Regions from separate parts of the Homo sapiens genome. Here region 2 is linked to region 1. A link is a contact called in ENCODE Hi-C or POLR2A ChIA-PET data. All regions are on one chromosome and are shown on one strand. Each heading gives the region's core, a stretch centred on a gene start or an enhancer-like site at or near the end of the contact. The rest is flanking DNA. Distances are from core to core; before and after follow the strand shown. Region 1 overlaps TIPARP (TCDD inducible poly(ADP-ribose) polymerase). Region 2 overlaps LINC00886 (long intergenic non-protein coding RNA 886).

Evidence for each region. A loop is a pair of places that touch in the nucleus more often than their neighbours do. ChIA-PET counts read pairs that join two places held with the same protein, here RNA polymerase II (POLR2A). Pooled maps may share reads with other maps.
Region 2: a loop to region 1 is called in a map with no recorded cell type, with 5 times the contacts of the local background. The contact joins two enhancer-like sites. A Hi-C loop is called at or near these places in 1 of 37 single-sample maps with no recorded cell type and 1 of 50 pooled maps. POLR2A ChIA-PET finds 5 or more read pairs at or near these places in 3 of 52 experiments (RWPE1, activated B cell and activated T-cell).

Annotation. Positions count from the first base shown.
Region 1 is chr3:156,691,249-156,695,399 of GRCh38, reverse strand. TIPARP (TCDD inducible poly(ADP-ribose) polymerase) reads right to left here. Exons shown (of 6, transcript NM_015508.5): 3 at 1,212-1,380. Among named protein-coding and RNA genes, the nearest start is that of TIPARP-AS1, 18 kb to the right of the region's middle. Within about 2 kb of position 2,064, at least 4 of the 41 ENCODE cell types and tissues checked have a DNase peak (open chromatin) inside an H3K27ac peak, as active enhancers do.
Region 2 is chr3:156,762,776-156,766,926 of GRCh38, reverse strand. All of the region lies in intron 1 of LINC00886 (long intergenic non-protein coding RNA 886), which reads left to right. Among named protein-coding and RNA genes, the nearest start is that of LINC00886, 52 kb to the left of the region's middle. Within about 2 kb of position 2,031, at least 2 of the 41 ENCODE cell types and tissues checked have a DNase peak (open chromatin) inside an H3K27ac peak, as active enhancers do.

The sequences.
Region 1 (4,151 bases), core at 815-3,314:
AAAAAATAAAAAATAAAAATTAGTTGAGTATGGTGGCATGCACCTGTAGTCCCAGCTATTTGGGAGGCTGAGGCAGGAGCACTGCTTGAGCCCAGGAGTTCAAGATTATAGTGAGCTATGATTGTGCCACTGTACTCCAGCCTGGGCAACAGAGCAAGACCTCTCTCTCAAAATAAATAAATAAATAAATAAATAAAATTTGAAAAGGTGGTGGTATATAAAGTTCAAGCTCTAAACCCAAAAAACTTCTCAGAGGAAAAACACAGGAACAGTCTGAGTATTCTGAGAGTACATTTTAAACAGCCTTGTATTCTATTTGGAAGGTAGATAACTAGTGATTACCAAGTATTCTGAGAGTACATTTTAAACAGCCTTGTATTCTCTTTGGAAGGTAGATACTAGTGATTACTTAAACTTACTTAGTTTAATATTGTGTTTAACAATAATTAACATACTAGGTTTTTTTCTTTTGCTATTGTCTTTAAAAATAAAAGTAAGGTAGATAAGTTGTTCCCCCCTTTTGTAATGCTGGAAATGAACTTAAATTGAAAAAGTCAGATCTTTGGAATGTGAAATTAATCTCTAAAGTCCATTTGAGGTTGTTTAAATGACTCAGAATTGTCATTCAGAAGCAAAGTAAACCATCATCATTTTAAAACCTTGCTTTGAGACTGAAGGGCTATTATCACTGTCTCAGACTAAGGATGCAAGTGCACATAGGAGAAAATTGTAAATAACTGATTTCCCTGACCACAGCTCAATAAACATTTTCAAGTACTTCTTCCAGAGACATGAGTGATTGTTTCCATTGGGCTTCTAAAATGCTAAGTGTAACACTTGATCCAATCTCCATAAGCCCAAGAGCCAGATATAATCAAAAGTTATACCAATTCTCATGTCGTGAAAATTACTCCACAGGCGGCAACAGGTCAAAATATTTCATCTCTATAATGCAAGATTCTGTGGAAAGCATTTTATTTATCTGATAATAGTGGTATGCTATCTTTGGATTTCAAATTAATGGAAAGAAATAAATTTTAAGAAAAAGAGAAAAGTTTTCTTGTATCAATGAGACTCAATTTTATATTCATAAGCTGTTTGATTATATGCATAGTTCTGCCTAGTCATTGTTGTAAAGAAAGAATAAAAGAATACAGGAAGAAAAAAATAAATTTGAAAAATGTACTTGTCAACAAAGAATCTGTAAATACCTCGGGATACTCTCTCCATCCAAAGTGGTCCCTACAGAAGAATTTCCAGACTGTGTGGTAAATAGAGTTGACATTGCTAGAGGGTGGTGTGGACAGCCTTCGTAGTTGGTCAAATTCAGTTGTTTCATACACGTTCATGGCATTCAAATCTGCCCAAAATTCTTGTCCTCTAAAAAAAAACAAAAACAAAAAAAACCCAAAAACCTGTTAATAAATTTGTAAAACAGAAATATCTAAAAATATCATTGGACATTAAAAATACATAGCATAGCCTGTTGTAGAATTTTCAAAACTTGCTTTACTTGGAGTAAAAGCATATTTATTGCCGGTTGTTTCCACAGCATCCATTTCCTACATGCCCTTTCTAATCAAGACCAAAATTTCTAGGCCATGGAATTATAGTAAGATTGATTTAACCCCACAGCACCACTGGCCTAACCCAATCAAAATAAGCCCACCCTCCACTCTACAGTGGGCTGGCCTCAGCCAATCAGGGAGTCAGTTTTACTATGATGCTATATGTAGAAACTAAACATAGACAGAAAATTTCTCTTCAAGCTTGACCTTTTTTTCAGAGGCCATCAGTTTACTTGAGCCAATACAGGAATACACAGTATTGCCTGATCAAAGACAGAATAAAAGAAGGGAAAAATAAAATGAATCCGGATAAAGCCAGTATTAATCCACCCAACATCAATATTATCTTTTATCCTGTGGGTTGAAAAATGTTGGCAAAACATGAAGAAAAAAAAAGTTTGGATTATTATGAGGTTTAGCTTTGAGAATATTTTGGTCATCTTATTATCTGGTCGACTGCTGCTGAATCATTCCTTTACAAATGTCTCCATACTGTTGGAGGGAAGTCCCACTATATGAATCAGACTCATTTAATAATTTATAAAAGGTAGTCCAATAAAAACATTTGTGTTTCCTCTTTTATGGAACTTCACCTAGAGTTTGAAACATTTGAACCATTATTTCAAATAACTGGCATAATGGTCATTATACTCTTCTCTCTTTTCTTTTTTGTGTATGTTTGAAAGTTACTATAAGAAAATATAAAAAATTAAATATATGATAACAGCACAGATATTGTAGCATAGTGTACCACAGATTTCTAAATGGATGTCTACAACACAGGAAATACTCTAGATCTACAGGCATTCAGAAAGACTGGTACATGTGAAGTCTAGGTGTTGAGACAGATTTTCCCAATAATTAACTTATTTCCTTGCTGTAAATTAGGATTTTGAAAAGGATATTAAATTTGATCTGTGGTTGCACCACTGCACTCCAGCCTAGGCAAAAAGAGTGAAACTGTCTAAAAAAAAAAATTTGATCTACGGGTTTTGCTAGCTAGCACATTTTCCAAAATCTGCTCTTAGAATACTTGTTTCAAAAACTATTAACAGGTATTCTGTGCACAAAAGATTCTGCAGACAAATATTTGAAAAACAGATTATACAAATATTTGCCATCCTCTATCCCAATGTTCACAATTTATGAATCAGGTTCTACACTGAAAAAACAACCATATAACCAACTGATGAAGCCAAAAAGTATGGAACTTACAAAAAAGCAGTATACTCCTTTAAAATTCCTAAAGATCTTGCCAATAAACCCCAAACTTCTTGCTTAGTAAGAGTACTAACTAGTTGGATATGGTCTCAAAAACAACATATAATATTAATTAAGTATGAAATAAGATAATATAATGTAGTTTAAAATAATATTTGGCCACTGTTTTAAAATGATTTATGGTAAGTAGGAATATTTAATTCAAATAGAAAAATGTTTCTGGGAAATCCTAAAAAGTGAAACAAACACGACAAAACAAAAAAACAAAAAAAGTCCTGTAAACTGGAACTCCTATGCCTAAATTAAACTTCATATCAAGTTGCCTTAAGCAATTTTCATTAACTTTAGGAGAATCTGATGTTATGATTGGGAAGTGAGATAAAAAACTTTCTCCCTGTTAAGATTGTTTCAAGTTTCTAAACATATTTTTCCCCCTTTAAGCTTATCGCCCAGCAACTGTTCCCAATTATGAGTCACAAATCCTCAGTATTTCCTTTAAGGAGTTCTTAGAACAGCAGTCATTATGTTAACATGCATTATAATATAAACAGCCAATGCTTTTTGCTGTTTAGTGTCAGATTTTATTCTGGACATCACTCTAGCAATTTCTGTTTAAGCCTGTATTACTGAGACTTCATAGATAATGATTTGCATGAGAAAGACATCTACAACTGCAGCTTTTGCTACATTCTCTGTGCATGTCAGTCCTTTGGGCATTATGAAGTTTCTACGACAAATCCTAATTTACTACAATCAACTGTTCTTTGGATTGATGTATCAAAGTACTGTTTTAGCTCTATTTGATTTTCAATATGCTTTTTCTAAACTTGACAGAGACAAAAATCATAAATTTGAAAAACATTAAATTATCTTTTTGTAAGATTAATTTTACCACCTGCTCTCCCTTAAACAGGGAATGCTTTAAAAATCTAAAGCCAAGAGGTTTTTTTCTCCACAATCTGCATCAGCATAAATGTGTGCAATATGGGTGCCAAATGTTCAACAGCCACCACATTCTTCTTTATCAAACTATTGCTTCCTATTATCAGAAAGCAATTATGAGTCATCTATGTATGATAATCGTGATGGTGGGCTCTACTGGGCAATACACGAAGAATTAAACAGATGTAGTCCCTGTCTTCCAGGGGCGTTAAGAAAGGAATAACTAACAAAATGTAAGCCAAAGAAGCAGTACATCTGCCTATCTAAATTCACCAGTGGCAAGTACATTCAGGAAATAAGAGACAAAGAATAAACATGCAGCAATATGGGAGAGGAGGTGGTTATTGGCATCCAGTAATGGATAAAGGTCAGGAAAATTAAGAGGTTTTACTTTATCAATCCAAGATAGCTTTCTGCAAG
Region 2 (4,151 bases), core at 782-3,281, 72 kb before region 1:
ACAGAAACACTTGTGAAGGCCACAGCCCTGAGACATAGGCCCACTGAAAGAGAGAGACTTAATTAGAAGATTATAGAACATCTCCCCTCCTCCATACTTTACCACCATATCAATATACTTTCAATGGATTACAGTTGAAAGAACTGCATGATCTAGACTCTTTCTGAGTGGCAATACAAAGGGAACCACAAAGGCAAGAGAGAGGAAAAAAACAAGGACACTAGAGGAATTTGAAGCCTCTGGAACTTACAGCTACAACAATAATTAAACACAACCCAACTCCAGGCCAGATTAACATAAATCCTCACACCAAAGGCCTGTTTACTTCAGTACCTATTAGAAATACATAATATTGATTGGGTGCAATGACTCATGCCTGTAATCCCAGCACTTTGGGAGGCCGAGGCGGGAGGATCACAAGGTCAGGAGTTCGAGACCAGCCTGACCAACATGGTGAAACCCCGACTCTACTAAAAATACAAAAGTTAGCTGGGCATGGTGGCATGTGCCTGTAATCCCAGCTACTCAGGAAGCTGAGGCAGGAGAATCACTTGAACCCAGGAGGCGGAGGTTGCAGTGAGCCAAGATTGTGCCACTGCACTCCAGCCTGGGCAACAGAGTGAGACTCCATCTCAAAAAAAAAAAAAAAAGAAAGAAATACATAATATCTGGCTCTCAACAAAAAATCACAAGGCACACTAAAAGATAAGAAAGGGACAGCCAGAAGAAGGGACAGAGAGATCATCAGAACTAGAATCAGATAAGACACAGATATTGGAATTATCACACAAGGAATTTAAAATTACTGATTTATGTTATGGGCTCAAATGGAAAAATAAACAGCATGTAACACCAAATGGATAATGTCAGCAGAGAGATAGAAACTATTAATATAAGAAACAAAAGGAAATACTAGAAATGGAAAACTGTAATAAAAATGAAGTATGTCTTCAACAGGTTTACCTACTGGACATAGCTGAAGAAAAAAAAGAATCAGTGCATTTGAACATAGTTTAAATAGAAACTTCCCAAATTGAAGCACAAAGAGGAAGAAGAATCTCAAAAACTCAGAACAATGAAGAACTGTGGACAATATCAAAAGGGGTAATATATGCATAATTAAAATACTGGAAGGATAAGAGAACAAAAAATTATGATCAAATATTTGAAATAAATATTTCTTGGTAAATTAGATTATCAGACATATAAACTGCCTATTTGGGATAAAGCCAAAAAGGAGTTTGGTTAGTCCACCTATAAATTTTATGTATTCTCATCACATGTGTTTGACTATCTGATCATTAAGTCTCTCATTACCTTGGTAGGAACAGTCTAGAGGATTTTCTGCAGTGAAAGAGTTAATGGATTTCTTTTTCAACTCAAAGATGAGTTATCTTTTCAGGGAATGAGGTGTTGAGAGTGAGGGATATAGAAAACAGCAATAATATAAGAGTACAGCCAGGCACGTGGCTCACGCCTGTAATCCTAATACTTTGGGAGGCCGAGGCAGGCCTATTACTTGAGCCCAGGAGCTGAGACCAGCCTGAGCAACATGGTGAAACTCCCCTCTAAATAAAATACAAAAAATTAGCTGGGCATTGTGGTGTGTGCCTGTAGTCCCAGCTACACTGGAGGCTGAGGTGGGAGGATTGCTTGAGCCCAGGAGGCAGAAGTTGCAGTGAGCCAAGATAGCACCACTGCATTCCAGCGTGGGTGACAGAGGAATGCCCTGTCTCAAAAGGAAATTAAAAAAAAAAAAAAATATATATATATATATATATATAAAGAATATAACTTTTTTATAAGATTTGTTTTATGCTGCAAATTCCTACATGAACTCATTAAATGGATATATATCACAGGGAAAACAATATGATTATTAATAGAAGGATGACAGCTTAGTCTTGAGTGGCATGAGTCACAAAAAGAATGATTAAAAAAAACATTCAAAAGAGTCTCATTCACCAAGAGCTGAACCTTTCACAAGGTTTAGCTTTCACGACTTGAGGCATTTGTGTAATTGTTATGATTGTCATGAGGCCTCCATGCAAACCTTCTGATTTTCCTAGGTAAGAATTTCCAGCAGTTTCTTGTCAGGCATGGGCTGTTACATGAGTTCCCTCCCCTGAGTTATGACAGTCTGGCCAGCATTGTACTCAAAAGGGACCCTGAGACCTTTAGCATCTTTTACCAGGTCCAGAGAGTTTCAAGAATCTTTGAAGTTGGCAGGGCACGGTGGCTCACACCTGTAATCCCAGCACTTTGGTAGGCCAAGATGGGCTGATCACGAGGTCAGGAGTTTGAGACCAGCCTGGCCAACATAGTGAAACCTCATCTTTACTAAAAATACAAAAACTAGCCGGGTGTGGTGGCACGTGCCTGTAGTCCCAGCTACTCGGGAGTAGCTGAGGCGGGAGAATCGCTTAAACCCGGGAGTTGGAGGTTGCAGTGAGCCAAGACCAAGCCATTGCACTCCAACCTGGGTGACAGAGTAAGACTCCGTCTCAAAACAAAACAAAACAAAACAAAACAAAAAAAAGAATCTTTGAAGTTGATGGTGCAATGGAGCGTAACTTTCTGTTCAAAGAGCAATATCTTCCAAATCAAATTGAGTAAGCCACATGTCAAGCACACTTTTCCCTTGTTGCTAAATTGAAATCCATTTCTTCTCCCCACCAAATCTGGGAGGAGCCACATAGTGGATCTTCCCCAAAATACCAAATAGAGTTACATCTCCTATGGCAGTTTAATGACTGAGCATTAAGAGCCAGAGTCTAAACTGAGTCCAGCATCTCACAAAATCTGCTCTAGTGCCTGCCTAGAGAACACAGCAGGGGATTTTCTGTCTTAAGTAGCTAGGCACGCCATGCATCTGAAATGAGAAGCATGCCCTAAAATGTTCACAGCATATTGCAGTTGAATGTTTTCTATCTTCTTCAGAAGATAAGCTGGAGTAGTTTTGTTTTGTTTTCTCCGATTAAAAAAAAAAAAGTACAACAAAACATGATGGGGAGGGGAGACAAGTCAAACAAACAATTCCACATGTTTCTTGTGCATGAGCCACTTTCAGACAGGGCAATATGTGTGCAAGGCTTTACTCTGCCATCTCACAATGCAAGAAGATGACTCTGTAAAAGTCCCTGGAGTGAGGTGATAAGGATGAGGCAAAGACGGAGAATAAAACCTGAAACAAAGTCGTAATTTGGGGTCAGAAAGTGTGCCCACACCAGTCCAGAAAAGCAGAGAATTCTTGCCCTCTTTTTTTTATCCCCAAAGTTCTATTTCTTTATGAAGTCATTAAGAACCACAACCTATCCAAAATGAAGAACAGAAAATCCAGTCTCAGCATTTATTTTTAAATAACACATCTAGTCATATTATGGGGAGTCATAAATACATATAAATTAAAAATCCAGGCATTTAAAAACATGTGTGTAGCCTTCTAAAATCCAGGGAAACATTGAGAGCTATTTGTTTTTGAATATGAGTATTATTTGGGTGGCAATCTTTGAAGGTTTTCTTTTACTGGTAAAAGACAGTGATATATCTTGCCCCGATGAAGGCAAACCCAAGACAGCCTTGTAAGGTAGAGTCAGGGAGACTTATTAGCCAAGACTTTTCAGAAGCCAATTCATTTTAATAAATGATTTTTATCAAATGTCTTCTGAAGAAACTGTGATGTCCACCCTGAAATTTTCCTTTGCAGGCACCTATTGCAAAGAGTGCATCTGATTCTAGATAATAGTTTCTGATTTGAGTGAAGGCTACTGTCCTTTTGCATTTGCTTTCCTATTGATTTCCACAGCTATGTTTGTCCTTCTATGAGTATGAGAGCCATAGCCTGATGTGACCCCTGGTAGTGAGTGTACATCTGCATATAAGTGGTATAGAGCTTCCTGGCTCTGAAACATGTGTAAGCACACAGAGCTTTCTTTACTTTTTAATCTCACGATCAGTGGATTTATTGGGATGGTGCTGACATAAAAAATGAAATGAAACATCTGTGTCTAACAGCTGCACAAAATTTGGATTCGTGTCAACTTCTCTGACATCACACACTCTGCATGTGAGTTCCATGAGTAGTCTCCGTATGGTGCTAATACAATAACATGCCTACAAAGTCCCTGTGGTTTATGGTGTGATGAACTCCA